Linked DNA regions of Homo sapiens: region 2 is linked to region 1. Evidence: chromatin loops called from intact Hi-C (ENCODE). Cell type or tissue: psoas muscle. All regions are shown on one strand.

Region 1 (8,000 bases):
ATATCTGCTTTTAATTAAGCTAACTTTTAACCATAGCACTCTTAAAAAAAAACAGTTCTTTTAAATTTCTTATTATCTGACTTTAGCCAGGCCAAATGACCAGTATTTCTGGGTTTTGAACTTTACCAAAGGTAACCTCCAAGGTGCTCAGAGAAAGGAAAATTCAAGATGGTTCGTGGAGAGGGAGGGAGTCAACAAATGATAAAGGTCTTACAGATATCAAACCAGAAAGGACTTATTCCCTAAGCCAGGAATTGAACCCTCAACCTGTGCCACCATTGTGAAAAGACAAAGCCTTAGCTACTAAGCTACAGCATTGGACAGTTTCTATTGCTCTTCCCTGAAGGAGGCTAGAGCAGTCAGTTTTGAGCTTGCAAAGGCTTTTAATGGCTTAAGATAATTTTTTGAGCAAACTATGACATGGACCCCAAAACTCCTGTTCCCTGGATGGCAGAGACCAACAGAAAGTACTGACCCATTCTTACAAGGTCAAGCTCCCAAAGACATAGAACAAAATGAGAAGGAAACTTCAGCATTTTTTTTTTTCAGGTACTTGCAGCAAAGTCTGTAATTAACCAGTTTTCCAGGCTGGCTTGAACCTGGGCTTATGGGATCCTAAGCCCGTGTTCTGTCCATAAAGGTATTCTTCTTTATGACAGAGCAATGTAGAAAGACAAAGTTGCAGCACAAAGTACACCAGATTCGCTACAGTAGCCACTCTGCTTAGTATGCAATATGGAATTGGCAAGGTTCAAACTTGCCCTCAGATGGGCCCTGTCATCTTTAATCCAACCTCTGCTGTCATGTGGTCTCAGGGCACAGAGGATAGGAAAGGGAGAAAAGCATTCATTGCCTGCAGCAAGGTGGGGAAGGCAAGGTGCTCAGGGAGGCCAGAGAAAGACCTACTTATTGCAGTGACACTCAATCAAAAGTTCAGGCGGTCACTTGTCAGTTGCAAAGGGGTTTTCCAACAGTCTCACCAGCTTTCAAGTTTCCCCTTTTGGGGAGAAAAAAGGCTCTCCATGTCCAGTGATCCTGTACATGCCTAATCCTGTCACCCACAGCTGTCAGCGAAGAGTACAAGGCAGATTAATCCAAAGAGAATAGTGGTTAACTCCCCATAATGCCAAATCCATTCATAGCTGAGAGGAACTTTACTGAGTGGGGCCTCTAACTCCCTAAATTTTAGGAAGTATTCTAACCATCCTAAGCTGGGCCTTGAACCCAAGTTCCACCAGATGTCCTTGCCTTTTATTAAGAGGGGCCTTTAACCCACTCTTTTTTAGGAGACACTCTAACTCCCCTCAGTTGGGCCTCTAACCCAATCCCATCCTTTACCCGGATACCCCACTACTTACCCAGAGTTGGCCATTTGGTGCTGCAGTCTGTTTCCTTTTGGGTTGGGGGTTTCCTCAATATCGTCCCTCCATGGTTCACCAGGAGGATATTACCAGAAAGGAGTCCTGATCCAGACCCCTAGAGAAGATTCTTGGATCTCAAGAAAGAATTTGATGTGAATCCATAGAGTAAAGTGAAAGCAAGTTTATTAGGAAAGTAAGGGAATAAAAGAATGGCTACTCCATAGGCAGAGCAGCCCTGAGTTGTATTTTATTGTGTATATGTACCACATTTTCTTTTTTCTTTGTTTTTGAGACTGAGTCTCGCTCTGTTGCCAGGCTGGAGTGCAGTGGCATGATCTCGGCTTACTGCAACCTCTGCCTTCTGGGTTCAAGTGATTCTCCCGCCTCAGCCTCCTGAGTAGCTGGAACTACAGGTGCGCACCACCACGCCCGGCTAATTTTTGTATTTTTAGTAGAGACGGGGTTTCGCCATGTTGGCCAGGATGGTCTCAATCTCTTGACCTCATGATCTGCCCGCCTCGGTCTCCCAAAGTGCTGGGATTACAGGCATGAGCCACCGCACCCGGCCCCACATTTTCTTTATCCATTCATCTGTTGATGGCCACTTAGGTTGATTTCATATTTTGACTATTGTAAATAGTGCTGCAGTAAACACGGTGGTGCAGATATGTCCTTGCTATACTGATTTCCTTTTCTTTGGATAAATACACAGTAATGGAATTGCTAGATCATGTGGTAGTTCTATTTTTAGGTTTTGAGGAACCTCCATTTTGTCTTCCATAGTGGCTGTGCTACGTTACTGTCTCATCAACAACATGTGAATGTTTCCCTTTCTCCAAATCCTCTGCAGTATTAATTATTTTCACATTTTTGTTAATAGCCATTCTAACTGGGGTGAAATGATATCTCATTGTGGTTTCGATTTGTATGTAACCACATGATTAGTGAAACTGACAATTTTTTTTCACATGCTTTTTGGCCATTTGTATGTCTTTTGAGAAATGTTTGTTGAGATGCCATGTCCTTTTTAAAATAGGATTTTGTTGTCGTTGTTGTTGCTTGTATATTCTGGATGTTAATCCCTTATCAGATGATTAGTTTACAGATATTTCCACTAATTCTCAGGTTGCCTCTTCACTCTGTTGAGTGTTTCCCTTGCCCTACAGAAGCTTTTTAGTTTGATAAAATCCCATTTGTCTATTTTTGCTTTTTTTTTTGCCTGTGCATTTAAAGCAGTATCCATAAAAATCTTTGCACAGACCAATGTGCTAAAGCATTTCCCCTATGTTTTCTTCTACTGGTTTTATAGTTTCGGGTCTTAGATTTATGTCTTTAATCCATCTTGAGTTGATTTTTGTTTATGGTGAGAGATAGGGACACTTAGAATTTTTTTATACCTATTGTGAAAACTATTTTAGACTCAGAAATAGATTTTAAAAATTCTGTCATTATTGTGTGTGCCTTAAAAGGAAAATAAATTTGTTCAAGTTATTCTGAAACTAGAGTCTGACTCTTGTGCATCATTTCTCAACTGAGTCGAGTTTTTTGTTTTTGTTTTTGTTTTTTTACACAGTATTGGCCTCCATGCCATTAAGAGTATTGGTAATGCTCTACTCTCTCTAGGAATTTCTTCCAAGCTGCTAAAACCCATTCTGCAAGTATTGATGCTATCACTTTACTATTTGACTAACCTCAGAGTTTATTTTTTCTGAATTGAAATATATCTCTGCTAGTTAAGCAACTTTTCTTCAAAGTTACCAAAATATAAGCCAAAATGTTAATAGTGGTTTTCTCCAGTGGTGGTTGGAAGTGGTTCTTGTTTTCTTCTTTGTAACTGTCTGCTTTCCAAAATTTCGAAACACACATAGACACACATGTACACATGCATGTACATATGCACACAATTAAAACATGGCCTTGCTTCAACTTGCTTCACATCTTATCTTCTGCAGTCTTATCATTTGGGGAATTCAGGAGCGTAATTCATTATTCTCCTTGGTGGTCATGCTTGCTGCCTTGAATCTAGAAAGTCCCATCAGTCAGCCCCTGGTGGGACCAGGTTCTCTGCTGACCTCCAGTGGCCTTAGGCTGTATGGCACTAAGCAAGAGGCATTCATATGCTTGCTGGTCAGTGCAGAACAGACCCACACTTGTGTTTTTAGGAAAGTACTTTGTAATTGTCCTTGATTAGGTAGCACATGCACCCATATACCTGAGTTACTCTTACCTGTCTTCCAGTGCAACTCGAACCTTACTTATTGGAAATTGAGAAGCTTTTTATAGGAACTATATATAAATATCATAGTAAGAACAAGAAAATATGAAGTGAAGACTTTATGTGCATAGAACAGAATTTGGATGAGCAGTTAAGCCTGAGTTCTGAGTGAACTTCTAGGCTTTGCTTATTAGTTTTCTGTTGAGGTATTTTGTTTTGTTTTTTGGGGATGTTTGTCTTTTTGGGGTTTTTTTGTTTGTTTTGAGGGGTGCAGTTTGGGAATGGGAAGAAGTACATAGGCAGCAGTGGTCCTTCTCCTGGAACCAGAAGAACAATAAGACTTTCCTGTTGAAATGATCTGCCTCTTTGTATTTTCTGCCATGGATAACCATTGCAGGGAGAGACGTTGCTGAAACGAGTATGAGGCAATTTCCCCATTTGGAACCCTGCTGGGTATTAGTGAGGCAGGCAGGCAGGACCCATCAAGGAAAAGTAAGTGACCATTGGAGCAAAAATATATGCTAATTTTCCAATCAGTGAGCTGTTAACCTTCTGGGATTTATAATTCCTCTGACATCCATTTTAACATTTGATCTATCCAGTTAATTTTAAAAACCCATTTATTATACCCCTTAAGTCATTTTTTGTTATATTGTCAAAGTGTCACATTCTAATTATCTTAAAATCACTTTTGGCCAAAGCTTGTAAAATAAAAAAAAAAGCATTATGTCTGAGATTACTGATCAATGTAATTTTAAGGTTTTTGCTTCTTAATAATTAAACGCCACTGCATTATGCAGCATACCTGCTGCCAGGATGTTGTTTGAGAATGAAGCAAATGAATATCTAATCCCATAATAGTTTTCAAATATTTTAAATCTTTTTCTCTCTGTAACCAGAATTTTAAAGCAACCTAAAGATTGTAATGTTTGTTAATAGACTCTTGTGATTTTTGCCACAACTATTACAGTACTAGTCTCCCTGGTTCTCTACTACTTCCAGGTGAATTTTTTGAAAGCCCAGCTCTACAGCTCAGTGGCTGCTTATCACAACACTGGATAAAATTCAAACTCCATCAGCTTAGTGCTTAAGACCCTCTAGAGTCCGTCTCTAACCTTATTTATTCTACTCCTGGTTTATGCATACTTGCTGTTAGCACACTACTTTCTCATTGCGCCCCCTAATTCATCAAGTTTAGAAAGTTGAAAGCATTATATTGTCTCCTATAGTGCATCTTGCTGTCCATTTTCATACTGATACTTAGGACACAGGTGGAAAATATATGTTTTGTATTAGACTAGTTTCTTTGCTTCTGAGTCCATCTCATATCCTCTCTGCCAGATCCTTTGGGTATTAAAAAGTCTTAGGGTATTAAAAAAGATTACTTGACTTCTTGTTGACAAAGTAGGCACCAGCTAGGCTAGTTTACCTTTATTAACATTGAATATTGGACCTAAATGAAACCTACTAGGAATATTTTACTTTCACAGGGTTTCATATTATTGAATTTTAGTTTAAAACATTTTTATTATTACTGATTTTTTGCCAGTATGAAAGACAAAATGTTATCTGGGAGTTTTAATTTGTAACTTTCTGATTACAACTGAACATATGTAATAGTTTATTGGCAATCTGTGTTTCTTTCATAAACTGATAGCTTTAACTCACTTATCTTTTTGGTAGTCTTTTTTTAGTTCATTCTTTTTATATTCTGAATATTAATCAGTTGTCTCTAGTACATGTCACAAGTACCTTTCTTCCTGTCTGTCTTAAAAATTCGTGTTTTTCTTTTAATGTCTAGATGCTTCCTAATCTTTGTGGCTTCAAAATCTGGCAAATGTCTTGGCTGCATGTGGTCTTGATACAGGGTTGCAGGTCCTTTCCAAAGTAGACGTTGTCTCCTAAGTACCAGGAGGCCATAGGAGATTTTTCGTCTTTGTGACCCAACTCCCCAGGTTTGTATATCACCCCAGCACTCAGCAGATGTCCTCTGGAGACATTTCTCTTGCCTATGCAGGTATAATTCTCAGCCCTAAATCTGCAACTGCAGGCTTAATTTCCAAAACAAATTACACAGGAAACCTATAAGAAAGAAAATGGCTAGTGATCTTTGCTTACCTTAGGAATGGTTCTTCCTTTCCTGGAATGTCAGTTCCTTTAGTCTTCATTGTTTTCATGATTTCTGGTATCTTAAAAATATGATACAAAGTTTTTTCTAGTTGTTGCAGTAGGACCAACACATTTTTGCTTCCCACTACACCCTGCTTGAAAATGGAAATCCATTTGTAGATTCCCTTTTGGATTTTCTGTGAACTCAATAAAAACACCTGCAAGTAATGACATTTCTTCCTTTACAGTCTTTTATTATTATTATTATTTTGACCAAGAACTCCAAATCAGTATTATATAGAAGTGATAGCAGGCATCTTTTTTCTTTTTTGATCTCAGCATGAAAGCTGTTAGTATATCACCATTTCAGTTGTTTGTTATATCAGCTTTTAGTATATCACAAGTCAGTTGTTTATTTAAATATCCTTTTTTTCAATTAAGGAAGTTCTCTTCCTAGTTTGCTAAGAGTGTTTAAGCATGAATGAATATAGATTTTTATCAAATGTTTTTCTGCTTTTGAGAGATAACAAAATTTGTCTCTTTCATTCTGTCAGTGTTGTGATGTACATTAATTGGTTTTCAAATATTTATCTAAACTGAAGTGCTAGACTAAATCCAGCTTTATTGTGATGTATTATCCTTTGTATGTAGTGCTAAGTTTGTTAATATTTCTATTCAAGTTTTGCATCTATATTCTTGAGTAAGATTAACAAATACTTTTTTTTTCTCATAATTTTCTTGTCAGGATTCCCGTGAAGATTACGTTGACCTCAAAAACTAGTTGGGAAGTGTTCCCTGTTTTTGTATTCTCTGGAATAGTTTGTGTAAAATTGCCATTATTGGCTCCTTAAATGTTTGGTAGAATTTACTGGTGAAGATGTGTGGGAATGGAGTTTTCTTTGTGGAAAGGCTTTGAATTAGATTTGGGTTCTTTAATAATTGTAGGATTATTTTTTGAGATGGGGTCTTTCTATGTTTCCCAGTCTAGTCTTGAACTCCTGGGCTCGAGCAAACCTCCTGCCTCAATCTTACCATAGCCGGGGCTATGGGCATGTGTCACTGTACCTGGCAATAATTTTAGGACCATTTATATCTTCTGTTTCTTCTAGTGTCAGTTTTGATTAGTTATATTTTCATGGGAATTATGTGAATCATCAAACTTATTGGAATTAACTTACTGATAATAGCTATCAGTGGAAGGAGCTTAGAAGTATATTTTTTGAAAGAGAACAACATGAGGTCATACCAGTACTTCCAATTCAAATTATAGGGTTTTTACTTAATTACTCAGTTTTATATATGTTTTCCTTATGCTGAAAATCTTGATTCTTAATGGCATTAGCATGATTACTCATGTGCTTTATCTGTAATATATGTGTATGTATTTAATTTCAAAATAACAATGACAGTATTAAATTGTTTTAAAATTTCATTTTGTTTTAATGTTAAACATTTCCATGGTTCCAAAGTCAAAACTATAAAACCAAAGTATAGTCAGGGAATTCATCCCTGACCTCTCCATTTTCTCCCATTGGTGTTTTTTTTTTGTGGGTAGAGGAGAGACAACTATATAAGCAAACATATATAGACATGTAAATATGTGTGCATGTATATACATATGTATTTATATTTCTTCCCCAAGTTTCTTCTCCCTATTTCTTACACAAAATATTTGACCTGTACACACTCTTCTGCACCTGGCTTTTTTTTTTTTTTAACTTGTCTTGAAGATTGCTCCTTAGCAGCAAACAGAGATCTTTTTTATTTCTTTATATTACAGCCTAGTACTTCATTATATGGGTACCATACTTTATTCAGCCAGTCTCCTATTGATGGACATTTAGAGAAATAGTAACTTTGTTGTTGTTGTTGTTGTTGTTGTTGTTGTTGTTGTTGTTGAGTCAGGGTTTCACTCTGTCACCCAGTCTGGAGTGCACTGGCACGATCTTGGTTCACTGCAGCCTCCTCCTCCCAGGTTCAAGAGATTCTCGTGCCTCAGCCACCAGATAGCTGGGATTACAGGCATGTGCCACCATGCCTGGTTAATTTTTGTATTTTTAGTAGAGACAAGGTCTTGCCATGTTGGCCAGGCTGGTCTCAAACTCCTGACCTCAAGTGATCCACCCGCCTCATTCTCCCAAACTTCTGGGATTACAGGCATGAGCCCCTGGGCCTGGCCAAAATAGTAACTTTTAAAAAGGCATTTTCCATTCTCAAGACTACAACACTGTAGTGTAGGCCATTAGAACTATTTGATCTAATTTTTTAAAACTTTTTGTTTATACATCATGCAAAAATTCATTTTATGGCTAGGC
Region 2 (8,000 bases), 560 kb before region 1:
AAAGTGGGATAGCTGATCGTTGTCCCAACTCTTCAAATTCAACAATTTCATCATTTCTTCTCTATTACAACACCATGCTACATTAAACATCCTTCAAGTACAGAATCAGTACTACCATTTCTTTCTTTTCTTTTTTTCTTTTTTTTTGAAACAGAGTCTGGCTCTTTTGCCCAGGCTTGAGTGCAGTGGCACAATCTCGGCTCACTGCAACCTCCGCCTCCTGGGTTCAGGCAATTCTCCTGTCTCAGCCTCCTGAGTAGCTGGGACAGGCGCATGCCACCATGCCCAGCTAATTTTTGTATTTTCAGTAGAGTCAGGGTTTCGCCATGTTGGTCAGGCTGGTCGTGAACTTCTGACCTCAGGTGATTCACCCACCTCGGCCTCGCAAAGTGCTGGGATTACTCCCCGTGAGCCACCACACCCGGCCCATTTCTTTCTTTCTTTAGCAACAATAGACATTGTTCTACTTCCTGGATTCCACGATCTAAAGCTAAAAGATAAGGAGAATCTGGCTTCCTCCCAAAGCAGCTATGATGAACTCCTATCAACACTGTTTTGGACAGCTGGACCCTGAAGGGTACACTCAGGAAAACAGGAATATTTGTGGTCATTTCCAAACCCAATGCATCAGGGCCGACTTTAGAAACATAGTCACAATTTTATGCCTCATACTGCTTAAACAAATTTAGTGCTATAGTCCACCAAAGATCTTAATCAAAAGGAAATTAGAAAGGGTCTGGCTGGGGAACATTTTGAGACCCAACTAAAACCCAAGATATAGTTAGTCTGATGAAAAAGTGGTCACCCAAACATTTACTTATTTTTCACTCTTGATTCTGTGAAAAGGCTTCTGAAGACCAGCTTTAGTTTCTCTCCAACCTAGGACCTTATTGATTGGTGCTGAGGGCTTTTTCAGAAGGTGTAACTCTTTCCATTCTGTTTTGGAGGAACTGATGAGGCTTGTTTTCTCTGGGTGTGCTTCTTGTTCCCCCAGAATGTGTACCATTTCCTTTGATCATCACAACAGTCCTCTGAGGCAGGCAGCAGAGGCCAACCCTCTCCATTTTTACTGATGAGAATAAGCAGATGACTTGCCCAGGGTTTTCTTATAAGTAAAGCTATGATACTAGAGCCAAATGCTCAAGTCCAAAACTTCAATTTTTTAATGTGAAAGCATCAAAAAAGGGGTGTGACTGCTAATTTACTAACAAATCTGTTGATCTGAACATCTGGACGATATAACCCACACATGAGTTATTCCCCTTTGAGGCTGGCCACAATATTAATCCTAACCAATATTTAGAGTTCTCCTGCAAATGACGGCCGCAAAGTTGCCCTTACCAAACACGTAACTGGCCCAACCTAGGAAACTATTTTTCTGGTGGACAAGAGAAAGGAACTAAAAAATCCACAGCTGCCATGAGAAAGAGTGATAATAATATTTATATTATCTTCAAGATTTTAAATATAAGAAAAAAAATACATTTATGTTTTCCTACATGGCACAGAAATGTAGACGACTACACTATTCAAACTAAAACTGCATGATTAGGAGATTCATATTTAGGATATACTTAATTCCTCTTTACGATGAGTGCTTTAAATCTAACAAAAGAGATTCATCATCCTCTACTTTCACCTGAGATTTAAAAGTAACTTTTAAAGGCTCGGGGGTGGGGATTTCCCTTCCTTCATGGGGAGGATACACCGGCCTGGCTGCCTCGTGTTCTGGTTCACTGAGCTCATCAGAGTAGAGCTCACTGATGGGGCCCAGAGACTCGCTCCTGGCAATGATGTCCACACCCATCTCCCTGGCACATTCCTCACCTTCAGCCACTGTTCGGTCCTTACCTTTCCTGAGGCTGCGCATCTTAAAAGCTTCCTTTGAGGGAGCTGCATTAGAAATAGATTTCTTAAACCTCTCCCCTGACTGTCTCAGCCTCTCCCCTGACTGTCTCAGCCTCTCTCCTGACTGCCTTAGCCTCTCTCTCCTCTCCGGGGTCACTATTCTAGTTCTAATTCTGTTCACTTTCTTGTCAAGATTCTGCCGTGTCTTCTGCATGTTTTCTTTGGAAAATGCCTTCTTGATATTATCAATGTGCTCCTTGCCTGACTTCCTAAGCCTGGCAGATCTGCTTTCTTCAACATAATATTCTTCATCCGAAGACAGATCTACTGGGGGATCAAAGATATCATCATCATCCTCTTCTTGGTTCTCAGTTAGGTTTCTGTCTTTAACAACAGACAGGGATGTCGGACACCGAAACTTCTCCTGAAGGAGAGAAAAAACAAAGCATATTAGTGCTTCCTTTGCACTATAGAGCAGCTCTTTTACCTTCTGGCCATGCCTTGTAAATCTCCATGGGCTGTTTATCCTCTGCCTGCTCCTTAAATGTTACCATTTCTTAGGGTTTCTCTTACCTTGGCCCTTTCCTCTTCTTCATCTCCCAGGCTTACCCTGGGCAACCTTAACCACTCCATTTTTCAGATCCAATTGTAAGTAAACTCACATGTATTTTATCTTCACTTTCCTTCTCTCCTAAGATGAAGACACATGTGTGAATGATGGGCAGACTGCTCCACAGTTTGAGGTTACACAGTCATCTTGAACTTAGCAAGTCTAAAAATCAAGGCCCATCCACCATCCTCTCCATTTCTACTTCTTTCCCTGTACCTCTCAGCACTAACACCTATCCAGGTGCCACATAAGATAGAAACACCTGAATCATAATCCCAAATATTTCCTCTCCTTCTCATTCCATATCCAACCAGCCACCAAGCTTTGTTGATAATACTGCCTAACAACTTATCTGTTCCCTCCTCCTTCTTCATTCCCTCTACCAATGTCTTGATTCCGGCCCTTGTCGTCTCAGTCCTGAACTTGCGCAATGCCTCCTCACTGATCCTTCTACCTCCAGAACATCAACTAAGTATTTTCTGAGAATATTACTAAAGCATAGCTTTGATCACATCTTTTCTCTGCTTTAAACTTTGGAGAGCTCACCAATACTCAACGAAGAGCTCAAATTCTTCAGTATGATTAGAAGGCTCCTCAGCTTTAGCTAAACCTACTTTCCCACTCTTCCAGCCCAGAAACATACAATCACTCTCAATTCCTCAAGCACAAGATGTTTTCATCCCTCTACGCCTATGTATATGTGATTTCTGGTATCTTCTTCTTTTCATAAAGACGGGGTCTCACTATATTACTCAGGCTGGACTCGAACTGCGAGACTCAAGGAATCCCCCTGCTTCAGTCTCCCAAGTAGCTGGGACTACAGGCACATGCTACCATACCCAGAAGTTTCTGACATCTTAGGTTCCCTTTCACCTCTTTTTGGCTTTGTAAATGAAATCTTTCTTCAATAATCAATTCAAGTGTCCCCAACTTCCTCAAGTGGCTAACTCTATCTCAAATTTACACATACATACCTCTGTTTATAACATTTAGCACAGTTTGAATTGAAGCTTTACTCAAAAATATGTATCTCCCAGAGGTCTTCTCCAGATTCCTTGAAAGCAGAGATCATGTGTCTTATTTATGTTTTATGCCCAGCATCTATCAGAGTGTCTTGCACATAGTAGGCATACTCAATAAATGATTATTGGATCAAACAGGTGTATACCTTCCTTCAACAAAGTTATTAAGCAACACCACAAACCAGTAAATTTTCTGGTTCTAGAAACTGTGAAGCTTCTTTGAAGACAAAAGAGTGAAAGAGCTTATATTCTCGGAGAGGGACAAACAAGTAAAATCTATATAGCATGTTAGATGGCAAGATATACACTAAGGTGAGAACTAAAGCAGGGAAGGGGAATATGCAGCGACAAGGAAGGTGCTGTTTGAACTACAGTGGTCAGAAAGGCCTCATTCATACGGTGACATCTAAGCCTAGACCTGAAGGCTGTGTATAGATCTGGGAAGAACAGAGAAACAGTGGGGAGGGCCGTGTGGTGACAGCAGAGTGATGAAAGGGCAAGAAGGGGAGGCAAGAGGGTAAGAGAGATAGCAGGTGGTCCAGGTCATGCAATGCTCTGTATCCAATGGTGAGGTCTGAGCATAAGAGGAAGTCTTCTAAAAGCCTTGCAGGAAGCCGGGTGCAGTGGCTCACACCTGTAATCCCAACACTCTGGAAGGCCGAGGCAGGGGGATCACCTGAGGTCAGGAGTTCGAGACCAGCCTGGCCAACATGGCAAAATAGTCTCTACTAAAAATACAAAAATTAGCCAGGTGTGGTGGGACATGCCTGTAATCCCATCTACTCGGGAGGCTGAGGCAAGAGAATCACTTGAACCCGGGAGGCGGAGGTTGCAGTGAGCTGAGATTGTGCCACTGCCCTCCAGCCTGGGTGACACAGCAAGACTCTGTCTAAAAAAAATGAATGAATGAATGAATGAATGAATGAATGAATGAATGAATAAATGGCTTGCAGGAGAGTAGTGCCAGGATTTGACCCACATTATAAAAGCATCACTCTGTTGAAAACAGGGTGTAGGGGCAAGAAAAGAAGCAGGGAGAACAGGTGGAGAACACTGAGGCAAGGGAGCACTGGGTAAGGGTGCTGACAGGTTGGGGGTGAGAAGCAGTCTGATTCGGAGCTGCTTTGAAGGTAGGAGCCAACAAGATTTGCCACTAGATTTGGATGTGGAGTGCCAGAGTGTCAAGAACAATCCTCAAGTACATGGCCTGAGCAGATGAAAGATAGATCTGCCATTAATTGAGATGGGGGAGACAGCAGGAGGAAGAGACTGGAGGGGAAGGATGGGATCTGAACACGCTGTCTTGGAGACACCCACTAGCCATGCAGGCAGAGGCACTGAGCAGGCAGCTGAGTAGATGAGTCTGGAATTCAGAAGAGAGGGCTGGGCTAGACACCCAAATTTAGGAGTCATTGATGTAAAGATGGAATTAAAGTCATGAGACCAGATGAAAGAGATCACCAAGAAACTGAGTGAATGGGTCTATGCTCTGTTTTACTCAGAATTCCTTGGCACCAAGGTGTGTTTCAGAATTCAGAATATTTCAGACTTTGGAAATAATATGATTTATTACATAACATTCCCAGCAAGATCTTGGAAGAAACATTTCTGTGGCAAAAAAAAATATGAATATTCACACTAAGTTGGGATAAAAGCTAGAAATAGCCTCCTGCTACTTTAGGTCAGGTTTTTCCACTGAATAATTTCAGGTCAAGTTAGGTCTTGCTGTCAAATATGTTATTAAAAAATATTTTAAAGAATTTTTGAATATGGGTGTTACAGAGCATGGATTTTGGACTGGTAGAAGGAAGAAATGAGAAAAGAAAAAAAAGGACAGATATCAGCCAGTGAGGCAGGGGGAACTCCCAAAGAGAGGAGTAACCCCAGAAGTCAAGAGGAAAGAAGTTTCAAGGAGAAAGGGAGGGGCTGGGTGCAGTGGCTCATGCCTATAATCCCAACATTTTGGGAGGCTGAGGTGGGAGGATCACTTGAGGCCAAGACCAGCCCAGGCAACAAAGTGAGACCTCCACGAAAATTTTAAAGTGTAGCCAGGCAAGGTGATGCGCACCTGTAGTCCCTACTACTTGGAAGGCTGAAGAAGGAAGATGGCTTGCCCCCAGCAGTTGGAGGCTGCAGTGAGCTATGATTGCACCGTAGAACTCTAGCCTGGGCAACAGACCAAGACCCTGTCTCTTTAAAAGAGAGAGAGAGAGAGAGAGAAAGAGGTCCAATCGTGTCAAATGTGTCAAAAGAATAAGGATGAGAATTGGATTTGGGACATGACACACACTGGAAACCTTGAGAGCCAGCCCAACCACAGCAGCTAGAGGAACCCAACTGAATAGGGAGCATTTCTCAAACTAAACAGACAAAAGTTGAAAAATCATGAGATTTTTAACTGAACCACGAGTTAAAATTTCTAAAAGAAACTGTGCCCCCACGTGAGATCCAGATTAAATCTATTCAATCAAAAAATATATAAATATATACAAAACACATTTATGCATATTCCAAAACCTATCAGCCTGATAGTCAAGAAGATATCCCTGGAACCTTATTTCTTTGGATACTTATTTAAAATTAAATTCTTTGGCTATAGGATTAGAGAGTCTAGGAGCTAAAAAAGGCAGGGGTGGGCGTCTCATAGCTCTCTGATGAATCAGTTTGAAGCAGCGAAATTATTCCTCTCCTTTCCTGACACCTGCTGCAGGGAGTAGCTTCAGCAACACAATGTGGGTTGGCACGGCCTGAGAGGGTATAATTAGAAAACGAAAGAGCCAAAAGTTAATTACTGTTAGATAGGGGAAAAAACACAATCTTGCTGTGAAGAAATCAGATATAGCTTAGCCCAGGAATCACATACCCTCCTTTAAGTACACAACAAATAATATAAAATCAGGCTTTAAAGTAAAACAAAACAGGAGTAGAGTCAGAAAAAAGTACTTGTTACGCAGATCTATTAGTTGCAACTCCAATGAGACAGCGACATCATGAGCTAATGGTGAATAGACTGTTATAATAACTGAAGATTGTAGATGTTGAATTATAGTTGACTTCCAAATATAATTGTATCTTTTAATATAAAACTCCAGGTAAAAAGACCATTTTTGTAACAGAATGAATACTGTGCTTCAGAGTACTGTGGGCTGGATTGAACATCAAACTAATATAGCTATGGGATGTGAGGGCGATTGGCTGCAACATCTGTTAACCCACTGATTGCCAGGGTTGATTCAGCTGATCTGGCTGGGCTAAGTGGGTGTCCCCTTCCTCCCTCACCGCTCCATGTGTGTCCCTCTCGAAGCCGCACGCTTGGTCGAAGAGGATGACCATCCACGATAGAGGAGGACCAGTCTTTGGTCAAGGGTATACAAGCAGCTGCACTCCCCTGCTAGAACTTCCAAACAAGCTCTCAAACTAATATAGCTAGGGAAATTCTGAATATACAAAAGTCTGAGGCTTATTAGTGAAGATATAGTATGTTCGAAAAGAAATAATAAATGTATAAGAAATAGCAGGTAATTTTTACTATGGCTGAATTGCTTGGTTTCAAGTTAATTTTAGCAGAAGGAGCAATCTCAATATAACCATTTATATACCTTAACTATGATGATTAATTATAACTAATTTTAACTGCTAAGAATAACCATGTGACCATGTATACAGCTTTCTAACATCTAATGAATCTTTGAATCAGAGTTCTATGTCCATTATTCTTTTCTCTACGAGCTGTTCCATTATAAATGATAGCAATTACTTTTTGACGAACTGCTGCTACTCTGAACAACTTAATTATGCAGAATCTTCATGGCATTATTTCTTACAAGAGAAGAGATGTGCCCTAAACTAGCACCCTTCAGTTGCTTTAAATAACTACAAGGGATCAAAGAAAGGAACAATTAGCAGTAAGTTACAGGGACTAAACAGGTGAATACAGAAACATCTTAAAGTTTAAAGAAGAGTTATGTCAATCAACAGAGTCAATGGAAACTTTTCAGAAACTTCTTTGCTCTTGCTTTTGTAAATCTTAATTGGCACTTAGTCCACTGCTTTGCACAAAAGTTCTCAGCAGTCGTGAATGCCAAATATGTTTCCTGGCCATGCGCCCATGCCAGTGGAGGGTAAGATATACCCACAATTCTGAACATCTTCAGAAGGCAAATCAAAGAATGGATACTACATTTCCCACTACATATACTAACACTGGAACTGGCCTCTGAAAATCAGGTGACTGATTTTTTTTCAATTTTTCAATTTTTTTTCTTAAGACAGGGTCTCACTATCACCCACGCTGGAGTGCAGTGGCACAATCATGGCTCACTGTAGCCTCAACCTCCCCACAGGTGACCCTCCCACCTCAGCCTCCTAAGTAGCAGGGAACACAGGCACGCGACGACACACCTGGTTAACTTTTCTATTTTTGTAGAGACAGGGTTTTGCCACATTGCCCAGGCTTTTTTTTTTTTTCCCAAATTTTTAAGCCTATAGAAGGACTTCCAGGGACATGAAAGGAAAGGGAA

The links. A loop is a pair of places that touch in the nucleus more often than their neighbours do. Peaks named below come from ENCODE experiments on the same cell type or tissue, not always from the same donor. Only the 100,000 strongest peaks of a DNase experiment are listed, where the experiment ranks them.
Region 2: it touches region 1 in a loop (4-fold over the local background); 35 of 110 quality-filtered maps call a loop at or near these places.

Annotation. Positions count from the first base shown.
Region 1 is chr9:100,023,737-100,031,736 of GRCh38, reverse strand. The region is part of intron 4 of ERP44 (endoplasmic reticulum protein 44); the gene reads left to right. It overlaps LOC105376176 (a long non-coding RNA gene), which reads right to left. Exons shown (of 3, transcript XR_001746547.2): 3 at 1-5,765. Among named protein-coding and RNA genes, the nearest start is that of ERP44, 71 kb to the left of the region's middle. In psoas muscle, a CTCF peak has its summit at 3,436 (motif pointing left); a DNase peak (open chromatin) is centred at 3,446.
Region 2 is chr9:100,580,037-100,588,036 of GRCh38, reverse strand. It overlaps CAVIN4 (caveolae associated protein 4), which reads right to left. Exons shown (of 2, transcript NM_001018116.2): 2 at 1-2,272. The coding sequence ends at 1,586. It also overlaps the pseudogene RN7SKP87. Among named protein-coding and RNA genes, the nearest start is that of CAVIN4, 6.0 kb to the right of the region's middle. In psoas muscle, no CTCF peak of the experiment used is centred here; no DNase peak of the experiment used is centred here; H3K4me3 peaks cover 4,273 bases; H3K27ac peaks cover 6,906 bases.